Linked DNA regions of Homo sapiens: all the other regions are linked to region 1. The links are chromatin loops, found by intact Hi-C in ENCODE. Cell type or tissue: endothelial cell of umbilical vein. All regions are shown on one strand. Each heading gives the region's core, and the rest is flanking DNA. Links, peaks and the distances in the headings are about the cores only. Region 1 overlaps ATG7 (autophagy related 7). Region 2 overlaps VGLL4 (vestigial like family member 4). Region 3 overlaps ATG7 (autophagy related 7).

Region 1 (7,009 bases), core at 942-4,941:
GAGAAGAGGATTCTTAGGACCGCTCATGAGCTCCCACACGTGGAGAATTAAGGGCTCCTTGAAGCCCCATTTCATTACAGCCCTTTGTCACAGGAGGAGCCTCAAGGGCAAGGGGCATGACACTGACTTACCACCTGCTAGGTCCCCAGCATAGCACTAAGTGCTCTCACAAACATTCCCGTGTTTGGGCCTGACAACTCTTGCCAGGCCAAAGGCCTTTGGCCTTCACTCCCATCTTACAGATAAATAAACTGCGGTCCACAAAGATTAAATGACTGGTGCACAGCCACACCCCTACTCAAAGGCAGAGGCAGGAACCAGAGCCTAAAGCTCAGGGCTTTATCCACTTCACCAAGTCTCAAGATAGGAGCTGAAGCCCTGTGCTCCAAGCTCAACAAAGCTCTCGTCATTCTTGGCACTGTGGTGGTGCTGACATTAAGTCCAAGGCCCAACCCAGGAAAGGTTATACAATTCATTAGAGGAGATCCTGCTCTTATTTCTGATGCAAAGGATAATAATTTGTTAACTTAGATAAGATCTTAGGTAATATTCTCATAACAGGACAAATCTGAGAAATAATGACCTCAGCACCTGCACGTAAAATATAAGAAATGTGAAATTCTAGGTCTTTGTGGTAAGTCACATACACTTACATTTTGCTAGGGGAAATATGTGAAACTTAAAACTTACAGCAAATACATAGTTCACCTTGACTTTAAAAAAGTGTAAGAACCCTAAATTTTTTTATCATCGTAAAATATATCTAACAAAACCTACAATTATAACCATTTTTAACTGCACAGTTCAGTAGCGTTAAGTGCATTCACACTGTTGTGCAACCGTCACCACCATCCATCTCAGAACTTCTTATCTGCCCCCAGCTGAAACCTTGTACCGGTTAAACCCTAACTCCTATATTTGTTCTCAACAGTAGGTGCTTACACAGTGCTCTGCACAAAGCACATGCTTGGGAAATGCTTGCCGAAGAAAACAAATTTATAGTCATACAAGAGGATCAACTATTACATAAATAAGACATTAAAGGGAGTACATTTTTTCCACAACTGAAGACTAATAGTATCCCTTGCCTAGAAGAATTAAGAGTAATTTATGACTTGTTTACACTCCTGGCACCAACTCTGATCATCTGCTGTGACCAGGACCTCTTGCTCTCCTCAGATGTATTAGCAGGTGGTAGTGAAGTCTAATGCTGGACTGGGAAGAAGAGAGGCCCAGCCGGCCAGGACTGGAGGCTACTTGCCGAGCTGTCACCCAGTGGATAGGCCCTCCTCGCTCTCCCAGGAAAGCCTTCCTTGACAGATTTGTGTGACTTGGCAGTGAATTGTTATGGAAATTCACTGAGAAGCCTGGGTTTCAAGTCCTTGTGAGCAAAGCTTTCAAAGAAGTCTTCTGCATACATTCCCAGCCCAGAGGGGAGGCAGAACCTTCCCAGATACCCTTTAGGTGAAGTCGAGGAAACCAGTGAGCACAGATTGTAAGGTTTTTTTGTCTGTTTCTTGAAACAGGGTCTCATACTTTGTTGCCCAGGCTGGAGGGCAGTCATGTGATCATGGCTCACTACAGCCTCGGCCCCCTGCCGCAAACCATCGCACCCCCTCCCAATAATGCTCTCAAGCAATCCTCCCACCTCAGCCTCCCAAATACCTGGGACTATAGGCATGCACAACCACGCCCAGCCAATCTTAAATGTTTTTGTAGAGACAGGGTCTTGCTGTGTTGCCCAGCTGGTCTTGAACTCCTTCTGGCCTCAAGCGATCTTCCCACCTCAGCCTCCCAAAGTGCTGGCATTACAGGCATAAGCCACCCACACCCAGACAGGTTTTAAAAATTGATTCCAGGCCGGGTGCGGTGGCTCATGCCTGTAATCCCAGCACTTTGGGAGGCCAAGGCAGGTGGATCTCGAGGTCAGGAGATCGAGACCATGCTGGCTAACACAGTGAAACCCCGTCTCTACTAAAAATACAAAAAAAAAATTAGCTGAGCATGGTGGCGGGCACCTGTAGTCCCAGCTACTTGGGAGGCTGAGGCAGGAGAATGTCGTGAACCCCAGAGACGGGACTTGCAGTAAGCCGAGATTGTGCCACTGCACTCCAGCCTGGGCGACAGAGGGAGACTCCATCTCAAAAAAAAAAAAAAAATTGATTCCAGGGCAGGCAGTGCAGAAGCCTGGAAAACCTGAACAAATGACCCCTTCAAATCACTATTTCATATTCTAGTAATGGTACACAGCCCTAAGTGGAGAAGGAGAGATACAGGCAATTTGGTGGAGGGAGGTTAGCTGGGTTTATTAAAAACCAACCGAGGGACAATGCATACATGCAGCAGTGACCAATGGCATGTCTCCCTTTTCTTTTGCTAAAGCTCCTCCATTGGGGATGATTTTATTTTATTCTTATTTTTATTTATTTATTTTTTGACTCTTGACAATTGCTATCCAATAGCTTTTCCTTTCCTTTTTAGAAAACATGCCTTACTTTGGGCTTCCAACTTGAAATCTGAGGCTGGGAGGGTGATTCTGGGCTGGTGGACTTGGACTAGTTGAAAGATGCACTGCTCCAAGAGAGGGGATCGGTCAATATCTGGGCTTTGGAAGTAACTTTACGATGTTTGGATTTTGTGCTGGCACCAGGCTCTGGGTTTTAAGCACTCTGCTGTCATATGGTGTGTGGCCTTTCCAAGAAAAACTCTATAAAATGAAAATACTTTATTGCCACGGCCTTTGACTTCTTGAAATTCACACAAATATGGTAATCTCTTGCAACATTTAATTTAAACTCAGTTCACCTAAAGAAAAAATTAGCTCTGAACCTGCCCAATTCACTTTTTGAAAGGTGCCAGTCTTCTCTGTGGAATCACTGTTTTATTTACTATGTGCCAAACTGTTATTTCATATATGTGAAAAGAAAATTGGCATCAAGTCCATATGAACTAAACTACTGGCAAAGGCAATGCTGGAGCCTGCCATTGAGAAGATTAGATTCCCAAGAAACTCTTCAAGTGGTGGCCAGTATCCACAAAGTAAAAAATTGTGTGTGTGTGTGTGTGTGTGTGTGTGTGTGTGTGTGTGTGTGTGTGTGTTGTAAATATACAGGCACATATTCAAAGTTTATTTCTCCTTGTGTGTTCAGGTAGTACTCTACAGCCACTTAAGTTACCCAGAGCTTAAATATCTCAATTATATACATAAATACTTATTAAATAATAAATGCATGTTAATAAGAGAAACAGGAAGTTGAGAATAACTTTAATTCAAGTTTGGGCTTGCACATTCAATTGTCTTATTTGCTAAGTAGGATGATTCATAACTTCTCCATAAGGAAGACTGATTAGATCATGTTTGGGGGTGGGGGTGTTTTTCTTTTAAATTTTCAATTGTTTTCCTTTCCTTTTGGGGCTTTTTTCTATTTAAGTCTGCTGTTTTGCTGACTGTTTTGCCTTTGCACTTGCAGATTCTAATATGGAACCAAACCAAGAGAGAAACAGAGAATTTTATTATCCAAAGCTGTTGTAAGTGATTTAATAGTCAGAGATAGTGGCTAAAAACGTGCTCTCTGGAACCCCAGATTCCAAATCCCTCATGATAATGTAGCCATGACAGCCACATCATCATAGCAGGCATCTTTAATATGCGCCAGTCTCATCTCTTCAGGACCTTGTCCTTAGACCACACCATTAATGGGTGTTTGGTTCTCAATAATGATTACAGGTAAGATTAGGCAATCATTTGAAACTCAGATGAATACTTTCATACCTTGGTCTTACAAAATGGGATGTTTCTAAAAGAGAGATAGAGATTCATTCTGGGAAAACATTTAAATAATTTTTTTTAAGTTTGGATACTTTAGATTTTCATACTCATTTTTGAAAATAATCACCATGTTTTTCTCAGTCATTAGCTACCACCGATGGGGTCATACTAATAATGTCTCTAACAAGACTGTCGGTCACAGGACTCCAACTTCCTTGCCCTACCCACAGGTATTACATGGGATCCAGGCAGGATAATCATACTGTGCTATTTACTCGGCAACAGGAATTAGTCCAGGGATGGGTATATGAGCCAAGTAGGGGCAATCAGAATCCTTTCCCGAGACTGACTTATGAAAGGTAGAAGATAGAGACTGCTTTCCACTGGAGTTAAGCTAAGAAGATGGGAGTCTGGGGCTACTGATATCAGGCCTGTTTCCTGCCACAGGGAGAAATAAGCTGTAAGACTATTCTCAGAATGAAGCCAAACACAGGCAAGCTCAGCTGAGACATGGACAGAGAATGCGTCTAGGCTGTACTGATTCCCAGTTCCTAGCCCTGAGTCCTGGTTCCTGCAGTTCTTCCTGTAATCCTATGAGTAGTTCCAGTAACATTCCAACTACATAAGCAAAAAAATTCCCCCTTGTTCAGGTTGGTTAAAATTTGCAACTTACAACTGAAAGAGTTCTGAATAACTCAGGAGGGCCATCTTAACTTTGGAATCACATTCCTGCTAACTTCTATAGTGACTAAAAAGCTTTCCAGCTGTGTCTAACAAACGCCCTTATCTTTTGCGGCAACTTTTTGTTTGTGGCATCCTGTATCAATTTATATATCAAGAAATAAGTGCTGACATTTATAAATTAGAGGGAGAAAACATGCTGATGCTTGTGTTTAAAAGAAATAGAATTATATAAATACACTTCTATCCATTTAGCATTTCACAGCACATGGAGAAACTTACATTCATTACTGAACGTATTTATCGATTCAGGAGTTTGTAGCACAAAAATTCTTATTTACATTTTATTTTATCATCATTGTTCATCTACCTTATGGAACAAAGCAGCCAAGAATCAGATGGGCGAGGAATAAAAGATTCCATTCACAGAAGTGCTTGATTCTTCCGTCCATTTGTTTATGTTCTGCCTCTCCTGCTTCATCCAGAGCCGAAGATCTCAAAGATGCTGGCAGGTACAAACATGCTCCCTTTTAATTACACCACCAAATTGCTGCAATAACTGATTGCCAGTTAAATAATTATAATCAAGTGCCCATTGTGCATAACAATCATTTAATGACTGCCATCGGAAAACACTGTAATAAAGAGGGCTTTAATAAGGAAAACTGGAAAGGTGCCAGGGTTTTATGGCAGTTTGCTTAAAGGGAAAGAGGGCCATAATCTGTATTTAAGATTAAAAGAAGCCTTTAATCCAGATGCTCAACATTAAACAAGGGAGTGGAGTCATGTTTTGATCAAAAGTTACTACATGCATAAAAGAAAGTTAACATAAATGTTCTTTCAGAAAAAAGCTCCAGTAAATTATATTAAGTAAGTGTTTGTAACCATTTGCTTTGGAAAAAAATGAAAAAGAAGAAAAACATCTGATTTTCATTTTGGACAAGAATACTCGGCTAAAATAAAATAAATGGGAATAGAGTTTTATTTGATTTGTATAACATCATTGAGAATAAAGTGAGTTACCATTCCATCTACCTTGTACCAGTAATCATTCTCCTTCTATTTGTCCCTATTTATTTTTTGTACTCACTTTTCAGGCCAGGACTCTATCTCTGGGAGGAGTAATTATATTCTGATACAAGGTTCTAATTGAAATGGTTTTATCTCAGCTCTAGCAAACAGTAGTTCTCATCTAAGGAAAAACCAAAAAAAAAAAAAAAGAAAAACCACATAAAGTTCAGGTCAACTGGTGGCAGCTACCAGCCATTGTTGACGCATCCACGGCATTGAGCTAACACATTAGGACAGCTATTCCTAGAATTGTGCCCATTTTCTACAAACTGATATGTAGCCAGATTTTGCTAGAGTGAATGAATGCTGGGAGAAAACTAACAGCAACATAGTAAGCCCTCTCAAGGAAGAAGGAAAAGAAAAAGCCAGAACCAAAGCAAAAACTGTTCTTACAGGTGACATCAGTTTTGAGGTCCAGCTTTCTCTACACCTTAGGGTACAAAGGAGAGGACCTGACCCTTTGCAGTGTGGTTTCTGTGCACACATAAACACCCTAGTCCTTGGGAAGCTGTGATGATGCCTTGCGGCTATGAAAAGACCCCTAGAGCCTGTGGGGAAATAAAATCACAGCAGGGGTTCATTTTTTCCCCAATGTAAACATTTCAGACAGGACAACTGCACTGTTAGGAAACTCTAGAATGCTCGGACTCTGGGAGGGGGTGTGTGTGTGTGTGTGTGTGTGTGTGTGTGTGTGTGTGTCTCAGAGACAGAGAGATGGACATAGACGAACCAAAGTTAAGAAATAATACCAACTGCCTACTTAGGGTACAGGGTATCAATGGGTCAACAGGTTTTGCAAGATCATTTTAGCTTAAAACTGACCTAGCAGGTATAGGAATTCAATTCTGACACTGGGACATTTTTCTGACATGCTAAGTTAACAGTATCAACAAATTCTCCTTCAGGAGCTTGCCATGTTCTGCTTTGGGTGAGAGGTCTACCTGATCACCTGCTGATCTGCAGACTGCAGAGGGTAGCATCCGCGTCTGTTTTATCTAAGCCTCCCCCGCAGCCCTTTTCCCAGCAGTTTACATGCAGGCCGCCCTGGGATGTGTGCTCCCAACAGGGGTCTTCTCTTTTGCACCTCAAAGTCCCTGCCAAACTCCAGGTCCTGCCATGTGAATCCTGACGCATCTCGCCAGCCCCCTGCCCATCATGCAGCTCTGGTTCCCTTTCCTCACTAAGGAATGCTCAGAACCTAGGCTCTGTCCACCTCAGATTCCTCCTTTATAAGAAGTGACATTAATAATAAGCCCAGTGGATAGGGGCTTTGTGGGTGTGTATAAGGACTTGAGGAGGGAATGCACATAAACCCGCATGACTGGAACACAGTAGGTATTCAAGAGATGGGAGCTATTATTGTTACACATCATTAGCTTTAGGAGCAAATCCAAATTCCCTGGCCTGGTCTATGATGTCAATAACAATAACAATATAATCTACCTTGCCCAGCATTCACCCCAAACCTTCTTATTTCTACTCCTCTAT
Region 2 (7,009 bases), core at 1,248-5,247, 120 kb before region 1:
CCCACCCGTGGGTTAGAAATCTCCAGTGTTTTCTGAGGATTCTTGTGGAATTTTTTTCGATGTTAGACATCAGTGATTCAGTCTTAAAGATAAGCACTGCATCCGTTGGATGAACTTAAAAATGCAAACAAGCACGAGAATTTTTACTAGGATGGAAACTGGGGAGGGGAGTGGGAATGTTGTTCTTAACCCAAGGGTTTTGCTTTCCGCGTCACAGTGTATGCTGGTGGAATGAGTGACGGCTCCTTTTTTGGAGTGATTTCAGTCTGTTGCTGTAGTGGTTGTTTTCCATAGCAACTCTTGTTGCTACACAGCTGGCATCTGATGAAATGATGACCACAGTTCGGGGGTCCAAGCCCGAGGACTCCTCATCCCCTCGCATCCTGCCAGGGGTGTTGAGAAACCCTGGGTGGAGAGGAGGGTCAGCTGGTGCCATTTTGATGAGGTTTGATTTGCAGTTGCTGCGTTCCTGGGGGTATCATCAGGGCTTCCCAGAAAGTTAGCTGGGCTTGGGCTTCTGAAGCTTTCCCTTGGAAACACCCTCTTCTCTCTTTGTGGAGGAGGAAGTATCACAAATAACGGAGATAATTAGAAAGGATATTTTTCTAATTTATGAAGGTATAAAGATGAGCACTGCTTTTTTTGTTTTTTAAAATGAAAATTACTAAATAGGGAGTATAGGCCAACCAAGATCATACTGAATTTCTGAGTGTGGCAGGCCAGCGTGAGGCCTGTGTTTTAGGTATCTCATTTAAAATGGAAAGTTCCAGTTTGCTTTGGGGCCAGAATCCTTAAAAGAAATCCTGGCTGGAGGTGTATTATGGGTCACTGTATATTTGCTAGTTTATATCTTGCTGAGTAAATTGGCCAAGTTTTTATTTTTCCTGGTAAATATTCAGAGGGTTTTTCCTCACTCCTTTCTCCAACAAAATCATATTTGTCATATGTGTATGAAGTAAATGACTGTTAACACTGTCCACACATCTGTGATGATATGAAAATTAGTGGTGGCAAACAAAGATTCCTTTTCTTAGGTACCACAAGGCCTCGGATGAAGTTGACTTTATCCTCGTATTACTCTCAAATTGTGACCAAATGGAAAGAAAATTGGTCAGGTCCGAGAGACCAAAATGTACAGCACAACAAAAGGGTTATTATTTGTGAAAAATTTAGGTGCTCCCCCCATGTGACTTAGAAAGTTTGAAGTTTTCTCTTAAAGTAATCATTCGTCTTTATAAAGTTTAGAAGGTACACAAGCTTTATTACTATGAAAGGCTATGCTTATTTTAATTCACAGCGAGGCACAAAGTGATTGCCTAGTACAAAACCTTTTAAAATAATAATGAAAAACGCCAAGATGTCAAATCAAATGGAAATGTGGACCCTAATTTGATTGCCTAACTTCGAAACATGTTTCAGAACTGCACCTACCCACGTATTATGCTTGCGATAAGTTATATGCCGAAGCTTTGTGCTGATAATATTTTAATGTGCAATATTTAGCGTACTGTAAGAATTAAACATTTATTTCCCATTAAACGATGTATTTATATTTCTTTTAACTTTCGGTACAAATGTGTGAACTGTTAGCCCACACACTTTCCTCATTCTTTTAAAAGAAATTAAATACCAAGACTATATTAGAAAAAAAAAACAGAACAAGCAGGAAAAGTGAGTTGGGCATAGTGGTTTCATGAATGCAGTGAGGTCATTCTCCTATCTGTATCGAGTGGAATACCCACACGTGAAAAGACCTTTGGTGTTTTAAATTAACTTTTGAAATTGTTTACAGAAAATGCTTTTTGCCTCCCCCCTGCTATTTTATTGCAACTTTTTATTTTAAACTCTACCCTAAAGAGTGACTGTGCTAGAAAACCACGTTGATGTAAAATGTCTCATGGTTGGCAGCTAACCACACTCAAACCATGTTCAGAGGATGGCAGGCGGCCCCGTCCCATTGCCAAAAACTTTCCACTGGGAGTAGTTTTGTAAGGGGCTGGCTGGGCGGGCGGGGAGCCTGGGGGACTGAGATGGGGGCCTTTCTCCTGCTTAGTGACTACATCATCTCTCTCTGCGTAGGCGAAGCTGCTCTCAGGGGAGAACCCAGAATACAGACCCTGCCGGTGGCCTCTGCCCTCAGCAGTCACCGCACCGGCCCTCCCCCAATCAGCCCCAGCAAGAGGAAGTTCAGCATGGAGCCAGGTGACGAGGACCTAGACTGTGACAACGACCACGTCTCCAAAATGAGTCGCATCTTCAACCCCCATCTGTGAGTTCCTCTGTTCTTATTTTGGCTTAAGGGTGCTCCGTGCTGGGGCCTTATTTGTTTTGCAACTTTGTGCTAATTCTGATGTTATCATTTGCATACTTTATTTGAAAAGGATATTATTTACAAAAGAAAAATAGTATTCATCTGCCAAAAAGAAGGTAGTAAACTCATTTTGATAACTCGCGGTGAGGTGGAAGTCTGGCTTCCCTCCAGCCTACTTGTAGGACCTTCCGCATGTTAAACTCCATAGAAGTTAATGTCCCCTTAGAGCTTCTGCGAGCAGTCGAGTAGTCATCTGCTAAGCTTCGCTTTTTTTTGCCCATACATATTGATTGTTTTTAGGAGAATCAACATTTAGTGAATGTCACTGTGCACCAGACAAATAGAAGGGAAGCTCAGCACCTTTTTGACCAAGCAGACGTCTGTAAAGTTCTTACTCAGGAGTCTAGGATTGTACACACGAAGAAGTGTTCATCCCACCTTATGTGCCCCTGGTACAAACTTGGGACCTTCCCATAAAGGGAAGCCAGCTTCCTATGCTCATGACAAGGTGCCACTCACCACATCCAGCCAGTCCTTGATCTGCCACTGACACTGTCTACCTTCTTGACATGAATTGCTTCAACTCTTTGGGCCTCAGTTTTGTTATTTGTGAAACACGGGCTGAAACCACAGATCCCTGAATCTGTGCAACGTCACCATGTTTCCACTGGAAAAGCCTCCCGCTTCCGTGCACCCGGCTTCTCCCCTTTGCACTCTCCTCTCGGCACACACCCTCCTCGCAGAGGGAGAGGCTTCTCCCCAGTTTTCAGGACTTGGAGACGCCCCACCAGCTGCCCAGAGAGTCTACGGGTACAGTGGTGAGGGCGGTTGGTGTTCTTGGAGTTATCTTGCCAATCCTGGCAAGGTTGCACTGAGTATTGGAGGGAGTAGCTTTGTGTGTGCAGGTACAGAGGTCCTCCTCCTTCCCCCTTCCCAAGCGCTCACTCTAGCATGAGTCAGTGTTTCCTCATTATTCAAGATGCTCCAATTCCTGAGGGCACTGCTTTTTCCCCACAGGAATACCTTCCTGTGAGGGCTCCTCCTTGGAGGCAGAGTTTCCGCAGAGAGGTGGCCCAGCTCCCGCCTCTACTGCCTCAGCTCCAGCGTCCTCGCATTCCGCTCGTTCCAGTCAGCTTGGACTGTTGTGTTCAGTCATAAGACACTGACAGAGGTATTTATCCTCAAATAAATCACTGCAGTGTTAGTCAGAGGCTGAGCCTGCAGTCTGGAGCCCTGGAATTTGCTACCATCAGGAATCCAGCAGGAAGGCCCTGCAAACAGTGCACTCCGCAGGCAGGGCTAGCTTAACTCCTGGGTGCTCAGCTCTTGCAGTTCATTCTTTTATTCCCACGAATTTCTTATACTTTCCCATCTGCTTTTCCCAAACCCAAATAAGAACATTTGGTCTTTTTTTTTTTTTCTTTTTCTTTTCATAAGTAAGAAAGGGGAAGGCAGCCTGCAGACAAACATGCCTTAATTTAAATCCTGATTCTGCCACACAACAGCTGTGAGGCTTTGGACAAGTCACTTAATTTAGCTGGGCCCAGTATCCTTGACAGTGATATCCTTGTCATTGGACAATGACAATGACAATGATAATAGTTAATGTATAGAGCTATTACGAGGACTAGAGTTAAAATATGCAAAGAGCTTGGCATGGTATAGCACTTTGTTGATGGGGGTTGTTATTTTTATTCCATTGTTCAGATACTGGTTATGATGATAGAGAGTAAGAAAATATACATATGTATATATGGTGGATTTAATGTTTGATAGTATGTGCCTTTTAATCAAAATGCCTGGGTTCAATTCCCACTTTCTTTATCTTTCATCACAGATAATATTAATTCCTTCCTCATAGGATTATTGTAAGGACTTAAGAATGGTGCCTGGCAGATAGTAAGTACTCAGCTTTAGTCATTGTTAATATTATTATTAGAATATTAAAATGTTCAGAAAATAATTTTGTGGCTAGGCGCAGTGGCTCACACACCTGTAATCCTGGCACTTTGGGAGGCCAAGGTGGGTGGATCACCTGAGGCCAGGAGTTCGAGACCAGCCTAGGCAACATGGCAAAACCCTGTCTCTACTAAAATTACAAAAAACTAGCTGGGTGTGGTGGTGCATGCCTGTCATCCCAGCTACTCGGGAGGCTGAGGCATGAGAATCACTTGAACCTTGGAGGCAGAGCTTGCAGTGAGCCGAGATCGCGCCACTGCACTCAGCCTGGGTGACAGAGCGAGACTCTGTCTCAAAAAAAAAAAAGAAAATAATTTTGTAGCTCTCTTGGTGGCTAAAAATAAGACTTTGAGGTACGGGTCTGTGATGACACTATAAATAATTTTAAGTGTAAATAATAGAATCGCCAAATTTTATGTGCAAATCACAATTGACATTATTATGCAAAGTTTTAGGAAAATAGAAACAGGAGTAACCTCCTCTCTCAGACTCCCTTACACCAGCCAGGTGACTCCCCCCTCATTTTTCTTTTATTGTGGTAAAAAATATATATATTATAAAATGTATTTTCTTAAGTGTACAGTGTAAGGAGGAAAGGCGATTGGCGTGTGGTTAGGTCCTTCTGAGTGTTACTTGTTTACTGTGTGATAGTTATTTTAGTAACATTACCATTGTTTGTACTGTGTTTTCTAAGAGCCTAATGACAGATTTCACAGGCAGATTGGAAAGATGCTGCCTGTCTTACTTCTTCGTGTTGTAGGGTATTTAGTGCTGCTGTTTGATGAAATGTTTCCTATTTGGGCTATAGCATGCTCCCTCCTTTATATTTAATGCCTAAGAAGTTATCTGCAATAAATGACAGATTCATAATTATTTGAAAAGGAATAGCCTAGTGTATCTCTTTAAGGAGATTACAAAATGGTTTTTGTGCTTTATCTTCTTAGAGTTTGTTAATAACATGTAATGAAAATGTGATGTATTTTATCACTAAAGCAGTCATAATAATTCTGGGGAAAGGAGTGTTATTGGAAAAGAGTTTTGGCTGGGTGTGCTAGCTCATGCCTGTAATTCCAGCACTTTAGGAGGCTGAGGCAGGCAGATTGCTTGAGCCTAGGAGTTTGAGACCAGCCTGGGCAATATAGCAAGACCCCCATCTCTACAAAAAATTTTAAAAATTAGCTTGGCCTGGTGGAGTGTTCCTTTGCTCCCAGCTACTTGGGAGGCTGAGGTGGGAGGATAGCTTTAGCCCAGGAGTTTAAGACTGCAGTGAGGTGTGATCACACCACTGCACTCCAGCCAGGGTACAAAAGGGAGACCCTGCCTCTAAAAAAGGAAGGAAGGGAGAGAGAGAGAGGAAGAAAGAAAAAATAGTTTCGGTAGCTAGCTAACAAGGCCTGAAAGGTGCACGGTTTGGCTGCATTTTATTATAAGCATCATATGGAGACATTTTCTAGTAGAAAGATGGAGAGATCAGGTGGCTCTGAGCCAGAGTAAGAAGCAGCAGAGGCCGGGCGAGGTGGCTCGTGCCTGTAATCCTAGCACTTTGGGAGGCCAGGGTGGGCGGATCACATGAGGTCAGGAGTTTGAGACCAGACTGATCAATATGGTGAAACCCTGTCTGTACTAAAAATACAAAAAAAATTAGCTGGGTGTGGTGGTGTGCGCCTGTAGTCCCAGCTACTCAGGAGGCTGTGACAGGAGAATTGCCTGAATCCAGGTGGCAGAGGTTGCAGTGAGCCGAGATCATGCCGTTGCACTAGCCTGGGCAACAGAGCGAGATGATGTCTTATAAAAAAAAAAGGCAACAGAGAGTAAGACTGAGTTCTATCCAGTTTGATTTAGGGGAAGGGGAAAAAAAGAGAGGTTTCCTTAGTGATTTCTTCAGAATTTTGAAAATTAGAATTCCTGGGATTTTATTCCAGCCTCTTAGGACCTGGTGTATTTGAACTCATTATTAATTTTTTTGTTGATATTGTTACCGAACCACCAGGGGTTTGGTCTGGGTCCTGCTGCTCACCACACAGAAAGCCAATGACTGGGATGAGGAGTATTGCCAAGGAAGAAGGCTTTCATTGGGTGCTACAGTCCAGGAGATGGGGCAAATCCATCTCCCTGATGGACTAAAGCTGGGGTTTATATAGCAGGGAAGAAATGAAACAAGATTTAACAAATAGGAACTTGGGAGGAGCAAGGACACAATCATGATGAAGGACGGTCCCACATCTCTTTGTCTGGATGTAGTTACCTGGTGGGCTTCAGTTCTTTGACACTTGTTTTTTGTTTTTGAGAGGACTGAAGGTCTTTTCTTAAAGACCTCAGATAAAACAAATGTAAGTTTTAAGTTTTAAGACTAGAAAGGTCAATTTCTGCATTTATCCATTAACCTATCCATGACACTGTTGGGTTGGTTCCAATACGGTGACCCTGAGAAATACATTATTTCTGTTTATTTCTTAAGAAAAGTCTTAAGAAGATGAATGTCTGTTTGGAAGTTGAAAAGTACTCTGTGTTTGGAAAGAGTGGATTAAAGGATGGGAAGAGGTGGAGTGGGATTCATCTTGTGGAAAAATCAGTAAGTTTTTTTTTTAATGGCCCTTGATATTCAAGTGCAATCTGGTAAGAAAGAGCTCTTCCCCTTTCTCCTGCCTGCCTGCCTATTTATCTACTTATTATCCATATGGACTCCGGGGTTCCTGTCTTACTGAATGAATTGTAGCTGTCCCAGAGTTGACAAACAAG
Region 3 (7,009 bases), core at 1,580-5,579, 70 kb before region 1:
TGGCCTGGGACTGGCCCTGGAAGGTGCCTGGCTGACCCCTTGCTCCTGGACAGATTGAGCCACTCGAGGGGATGCGGCTGCTGGCAGTGCCTGAGCTGTGCAGGGGATCCTGCGAGACACCCAGAAGACTTATTGTGCGGGGATTATTATTTTGTAAAATGCATTTTACAAAACCACTCAGGGATTTTCCAGAGCGAATCTCTGGGGCAGGGACGGGCTCTCCACTGGCTTCGTCCCATTGGCTGGGCTCAGAGGGCAGCAGCCATCTTCATTTGAAACCTCAAGAAATAACCAGAACAGGGACTCCTGGGGATAGGGACAGGGACTGGAGTGGGACTGGGGGCTGGGATCTGCAGGCTCTACTGTGTCCTCACCGCAGCTGTGTCCTTGGCAGTGCAACTGGTGTGGAGAAGGGGCACAGTGAATGTCCTCTTAGTGAAGATCATAGTAAACTGGCACATTTTAAAAAATATCAATACTCAGTGCCGACAAGGGTATGGCAAAACACTGCCACAAGAGAAGTATAAATTGGTACCATATTTTTTAAAAGATTTGGCAATATGTAATACAAACCTTTAAAAACATTCAACCCTAAGGAAAAATGATCTCTTTGTAGGTAATATCAAAGCACACCTGGAAACCCCAATAAAATAAGTGCTAAGATATCCTTAGAATACAAATGAAAAAGTATTTAGTAAGAGCAAGATATAAAATTGACAACAACCAATTATAACCCACCACATGCAGTGCAAACAATGTTTAGTTCAAAACAGAATGAAAGAGGCCGGGCGTGGTGGCGCACGCCTGTAATCCCAGCACTTCGGGAGGCCAAGGCGGGTGGATCACTTGAGGTCAGGAGTTCGAGACCAGCCTGGCCAACATGGTGAAACCCCGTCTCTACTAAAAATCCAAAAATTAGCCAGGCGTGGTGGTGGGCACCTGTAGTCCCAGCTACTTGGGAGGCTGAGGCAGGAGAATGGCTTGAACTCAGGAGGTAGAAGTTGTAGTGAGCTGAGATCGCACCACTATACTCCAGCCTGGGCGACAGGGTGAGACCCTGCCTCGAGAAAAAAAAAAGAAAAGAAAAGAACCCATTATATTGGCTGGGCACAGCGGCTCGTGCCTGTAATCCCAGCACTTTGGGAGGCTGAGGCGAGTGGACTGCTTGAGGCCAGGAGTTTGAGACCAGCCTGGACAATAGAGCAAGACCCTCTCTCTATAAAAATAAAAACTTTAAAAAAAATTATAAAAGCAGTGAAAAAGCTAAACACATGGGAATAAACCTAACATCGGATGTACAGAATCCATATGAAGCCTCTAAAACAGCTGCGACAGTCCTAGAAGAATCTCTCCTGGAAAGACGTAAACTGGAGTAGATAGAGCCACACCCCTTGTTTCTGCATAGGACGATTCAACATCCATAAAGATGTCAGCTTTCTCAAAGTGAATACATTAACAAAGTCTCAATTTTCAAAGTTAACAAATGTTTTCTGGAGCCGGGCGAGCTGGTTCTAGGCTATGTGGAAAAACAGGAAGCAGACACACCCAGGAAACCCTCCGAACAGAAGAGCGGTGAGAAGCCCCCACCATGGGCCGAGGGAGACGCCATGAAACCCCCGAGGAGGAGAGGGTGCGTCAGCACGGAACACTCAGACGGCCCGCAGGACACGACGAGTACAGAAACGAGAAGACCATGTCCAAGAACATGTGGAAATCAAGGATTTTAATGATAATGGCCTGGGGAGTGCCATCTCGGCTCATTACGAAAAGATAGACTTTTTAAAAAACTGATATGAAGAGAAGTAGAGAGTCACTTGGAAAAAGATAAAATTGATTCCATGCCTTACCCCGCATGTTAGAATCAACTCCAAATGGGATAAAAATCCAAACGTTAGAGAAAATGAAACCATAAGAATACTAGATACAAACACGGGTAAGCTCATTATAGCCTGGGAGTAGGGAAGGCCTATGATCCCAAATCCATAAGCAATAAAAAAATGGATACACTGGACTCTGCAAAAACACATGCATGCAATATGCACGGGAAAACAGTCAAAAAGGCAAACTGAGAGAAAACATAACAACATACCATAAAGGGCTCATCTCGGTAATAGACAAAGAGCTCTTAGAAATCAAGAAGAGAGGCCAGGCATGCCTATAATCCCAGCACTTTGGGAGGCTGAGGCGGGAGGATCACTTGAGCCCAGGAGTTCAAGACCAGCCTGGGCAACATAAGGAGACCCTTTCTCTACAATAATTTTTTAAAAATGAGCCAGGCATAGTGGCATGTGTCTGTAGTCCCAGCAACTCAGGAGATAGGAGGATGGTGTGAGCTTGGGAGGTAGAGGCCGCAGTGAGCTGTGACTGCACCACTGCACTCCAGCCTGGGCAACAGAGAGTGAGACCCTGTCTCAAAGAAATAAATAAAATTCAAGAAGAGAAAGACCAATAGACCAAATTTTTAAAAAGTGGACAAAGACACGGCCAGTTCTCAGAAAAAATAAGCAAATGGCCCTTAAACAGAAAAAAAAAGATGCACAGCCCTACTCATAATAAAGGAAATGCAAAGGTTTCTTAAGACACAAAAAGTACTAACCAGAAAAAAAAATGGGTTTGCATTTCACAAGAATTAAAATTTCTGATCTTGGAAGGATACCACTGAGAAAATGAAAAGGCAAGTTGCAGACTAGGAGAAAATATCTCTATATTAAAAGAACTTGTATTTAGAAAATAAAGAGAACTCTTACAACTTAATAATAAAGAGACAAAAACTTGATTTTTGGGGAAAAGATTGGAAGAGAAACTTCACCAAAGAGGAAATATAATGGCAAATAAGAAAAGACGTGCAGTTTGCAGTCCTCAGGGAAATGCAAATCAAAACCATAAAGAGACAGTGCACCCCACCTCCTCGGAGAGCTGAAGCTAAAGGCCAGCGATGCCCGATGTCTGTGAGGATGTGGGGCAGGAAGGGCCCACACACTGCTCCTAGTGGGGATGGAAACTGGCAAAACCACTTTGGAGGAAGGTCTAGTGACTGTTTAAGTGTGCGCTCACCATGTGATCCAGCCATTCCACTCCTGTTTACTCCAAAGAAACGAAAACACATGTCCACAGAAAAACTTGAGCCAGAATGTCCGCAGCAGTCTTACTCAGAATAGGTACAAACTAGAAACCACACAAATGATCATCAACGGGAAAGCAGAGAAATTGTGGTGTATCCGTACAGTGGATACTCCTAAGCCATTAAACTACTGATGGGTGCGACAACACATATGAATCTCAGTGTCTTTATCCTGGGTCAAGGAAGCCCAACTGGAAGGGGTGGGGAATGGGGTCGAAGGGTACGAGGGGTACAAGGTGGCAGTTACGTAGTATGAATAGTCTGGAGGTCTGATATACAGCACAGGACTACTGTTAATCATGCTGGACTGTACACTGGAAATTTGCTAAGAGTAGATTTTAGGTGCTCTCACCACATGCTATGGGAGTTCACAGATGTGTTAATTTCCTTGACTGTAGTAACCATTTCACTATGTGATATAAAGATACCTTACACACTTTGAATATATACAGTTTTTAAGAAAACAACCCTAACACAGAAGACATCATACTTCATATTTCATTTATATGAAATCCTACAAGGGCAAAAACCCATCTGTGGTGACAGGAAGTAGATAATTTGTCACAACTCAACAAACTGGACACTTAAAGTGGGTGTATTTCATTGTATGTAAATCACACAATACAGCTGATTGAAAAAAAAAAAGCTGCACTGAGATAACGCTGGCAAGAACCTCACTGCTTCACAATATGTTCTGTTTGTGAGCCTGTGGTGGAACCACTCTCATACCTCCCTGGTGACACACAGAGCAGTCCAACCCCTGCAGAGGACAATCTGGCAACAGCCACGATTCCTACGGCTTAACTTTTGACCCGGCCGTCTCACTTTTAGGAGTCTGTCCTGAAGACACACCTCCACTATACGAAAGGATATTATCCCCTGCTGCATGATCTCTTACAGGAAAAGACTGGGAACAGGCCCAAGAGGCCCTCAGCGGGGAACCAGCTGACTAAACCATTTGATGCACATCCACACCTGGACTACTGTGGCCCTGAAACACAGTGAGTTCAATCGGCTGATACGGGGGCTCAGTTCCGGGATTTCTTTAGTGAAAGAAAAGAAGAAAGAAATGCAGAGTATCTGTAGCATACCACCTTTGTTTAAGAAAAAAAGGTTTTTAATTTTGCAAATATAAACACAGGAACGATAAAAGGAGAAATTAATTTAAATGCCTCCCTATAGAGGGCAGGTGGGGATGAAGGCGAGACTGCTCTGAGCATGCCTTTTAATTTTGAATCATATATCTTATATATTTTAAAGACTAAAAAAGGAAACCAAAAATACAAGCAACAACAAAATAAGTAAACTGGAGTTAGTCAAAATTTAAAATTTTTGTGCTTCCAAGGACACTATTAAGAAAGAGAAAAGATAGCCACAGAATGAGAGAAAATAATTGCACATCATGTATCTGATAAGAGACTTGTATCTAGAATATATAAAGACAGGAGTTTGAGACCAGCCTGGGCAACATAGTGAGACCCCATCTTTAAGAAATTAAAGAAAAAATACAAAGGCCATTTACAACGCAATAATAAAAAGAAAACACAATTTAAAAATGTGGCAAAAGTCCAAGCGTGGTGGCTCATGCCTGTAATTTCAGCACTTTGGGAGGCCAAGGTGGGAAGGTCACTTGAGCCCAGGAGTTCAAGACCAGCCTGGAAAACACAGGGAAATCCTGTCTCTATCAAAAAAATTTAAAAACTAGTTGGGTGTGGTGGTGCACACCTATAGTCCCAGCTACTCTGGAGGCTGAGGTGGGAGGATCCCTTGAGCCCAGGAGGTCAAGGCTACAGTGAGCCATGACCATGCCACTTACACTCCAGCAAGACCCTGTTTCAAAAACAAAACAAAACAAAAAAAGGGGCAAAGATGTTGGATAGACATTTCTCCAGAAAAAGACACAAATTGCTAAGAAGCACATGAAATGATACTCAAACATAATTAGTCATCAGGAAAATGTGAATCAAAACCATAAGCTACCACTTCACACCCACTAGGATGGCTGCAGTGAAAAAGCCAGATCATAGTAAGTGTTGACAAGGATGTGGACAAACTAGAACCTTCATACGTTGCTGCTGGAAATGTGAAATGGTTCAGCCACCTCATAAAAAACAGCTGGCAGTTTACCCCAAAAATTAAACACAGTTACCATATGGTACAACAATTCCAGTCCTAGGTAACTGCCCAAGAGAAATGACAACGTGTCCACATAAAAACTTGTACACAAACACAGTAGTATTCATAGGAAAGTATTCATAAAAGTTAAACGTGGAATTCATAATAGGAAACGAGTGGAAACAATCCAGTTTCCACCAACTGATGAATAAATGAAACGTGGTCTGTCCACACAGGGGAATGTCACTCAAACCCCTGCCTCCACTCTCTTCCCGGCAGCCCTGAGGACAATGGTGTCACATGTTTGCCCCCATTTTACAAAGTAGGGGACTGAAGCACAGAGAAAACAGCAGAACTTGTCAAGGAGACCAAGCTAGCAAGGGCGAAGGAAGAGGCCTTTTCCACTTTCTCTCACTACTTCCTGTTAAACATAATTCCCTCTAAAGACGATTAAGGACAGTCTCTGATTCTGCCCTCTGGGCCCCAGACACTCTTCCATTCACCGCCTGTCACGCAAATGCACAATAGGTGCCCAAGAGCAACAGCACACACCCACCAGCACCATGAATAAACCTGGGCAGCCGAAAGGACAGGCCAGCTCCTGACCTGGCTCCCAAGTCCCCACCTTGGTATGACCCAGTTCAGAAGGCAGAGCCCATGGCTTGGACAGTTAGGGAGAGGATGGCATCAGCCTGTGCTGCTCTCCGCTGGCAAGGGTGGGCTCAGCCCCTCTGGTCAGCCTGACCTGAGCACCTCAGCGCTCCCCACTGGCCGCTGCCCTGCAATGGAAGAGGGCAGGGATGGGCTGCCACTCTGCATTAGGGGAAGAGGGACCTTTCAATTGGGCCCATCACAAGGAATGAGGGAGAAGGCTCAGCCTGGACCACACACACCCAAAGGGCCTTGAGGTTTAACTCTCTCCAAAGGAGACAGACGAGTTTGAAAGGAGCCCTCATCATCCAATTTCAAACTTGGGTCCCATTTCTGGACCACACTGCCTGAAGCATGCCATGAACTAAGGTTCTTCTTTTATAAACACTGTAATTACCTTGGGAATGGCACAATTATATTTCTGTGTGTCCGTTAAAAGCGTTCATTTGTTAAATGTAAACATTTAAAATAAGGCTGGGCGCAGTGGCTCACGCCTGTAATCCCAACATTTTGGGAAGCCAAGTCAGGCGGATCACCTGAGGTCAGGAGTTCGAGACCAGCTTGGCCAACATGGCAAAACCCCCTCTCTACTAAAAATACAAAACTTAGCTGGGCATGGTGGCATGTGCTTGTAATCCCAGCTACTCGGGAGGCTGAGGCAGGAAAATTGCTTGAACCCGGAAGGAAGAGGTTGCAGTGAACCGAGATTACGCCACTGCACTCCAGCCTGGGTGACAGAGCAGGACTCCATCTCAAAAAAAAAAAAAAAAAAAAAAAAAAATCCAGTTTTGGCATTTCTTTACTTTTTGAGACAGGGCCTCACTCTGTCACCCAGGCTGGAGTGTGGTGCCATCTATAACTCACTGCAGCCTTGACCTCCCAGGCTCAAGCAATCCTCCTACCTCAGCCTCCTTAGTAGTTGGGACTACAGGCATATGCCACCACAACCAGCTAATTTTTTATATTTTGTGGAGATGGGGTCTCCCTATGTTGCCCAGGCTGGTCTTAAACTCCTAGGCTTAAGCAATCCTCTGGCTTGGCCTCCCAAAATGCCTCCGGGAAACAATGGGGGTATGGGGGTGCTAACCCCCACTTCTTCTGCAGGAGGCTGCTAGTTTGCTA

Evidence for each region. Peaks named below come from ENCODE experiments on the same cell type or tissue, not always from the same donor. Only the 100,000 strongest peaks of a DNase experiment are listed, where the experiment ranks them.
Region 2: a loop joins it to region 1, with 8 times the contacts of the local background. A loop is called at or near these places in 3 of 110 quality-filtered maps.
Region 3: a loop joins it to region 1, with 2.6 times the contacts of the local background. A loop is called at or near these places in 5 of 110 quality-filtered maps.

What each region holds. Positions count from the first base shown.
Region 1 is chr3:11,475,080-11,482,088 of GRCh38, reverse strand. All of the region lies in intron 20 of ATG7 (autophagy related 7), which reads right to left. Among named protein-coding and RNA genes, the nearest start is that of VGLL4, 170 kb to the left of the region's middle. RefSeq lists an enhancer at 1,060-1,665. In endothelial cell of umbilical vein, for the core only: no CTCF peak of the experiment used is centred there; DNase peaks (open chromatin) are centred at 1,108, 3,368 and 4,288; H3K4me3 peaks cover 564 bases; H3K27ac peaks cover 2,578 bases.
Region 2 is chr3:11,597,093-11,604,101 of GRCh38, reverse strand. VGLL4 (vestigial like family member 4) reads left to right here. Exons shown (of 5, transcript NM_001128219.3): 2 at 2,080-2,269. Among named protein-coding and RNA genes, the nearest start is that of VGLL4, 43 kb to the left of the region's middle. RefSeq lists enhancers at 1,631-2,228, 1,917-2,356, 2,229-2,827 and a silencer at 3,213-3,507. In endothelial cell of umbilical vein, for the core only: no CTCF peak of the experiment used is centred there; a DNase peak (open chromatin) is centred at 3,411; H3K27ac peaks cover 2,650 bases.
Region 3 is chr3:11,545,822-11,552,830 of GRCh38, reverse strand. All of the region lies in intron 20 of ATG7 (autophagy related 7), which reads right to left. Among named protein-coding and RNA genes, the nearest start is that of VGLL4, 95 kb to the left of the region's middle. RefSeq lists enhancers at 5,477-5,976, 5,977-6,478. In endothelial cell of umbilical vein, for the core only: no CTCF peak of the experiment used is centred there; a DNase peak (open chromatin) is centred at 3,900; H3K27ac peaks cover 903 bases.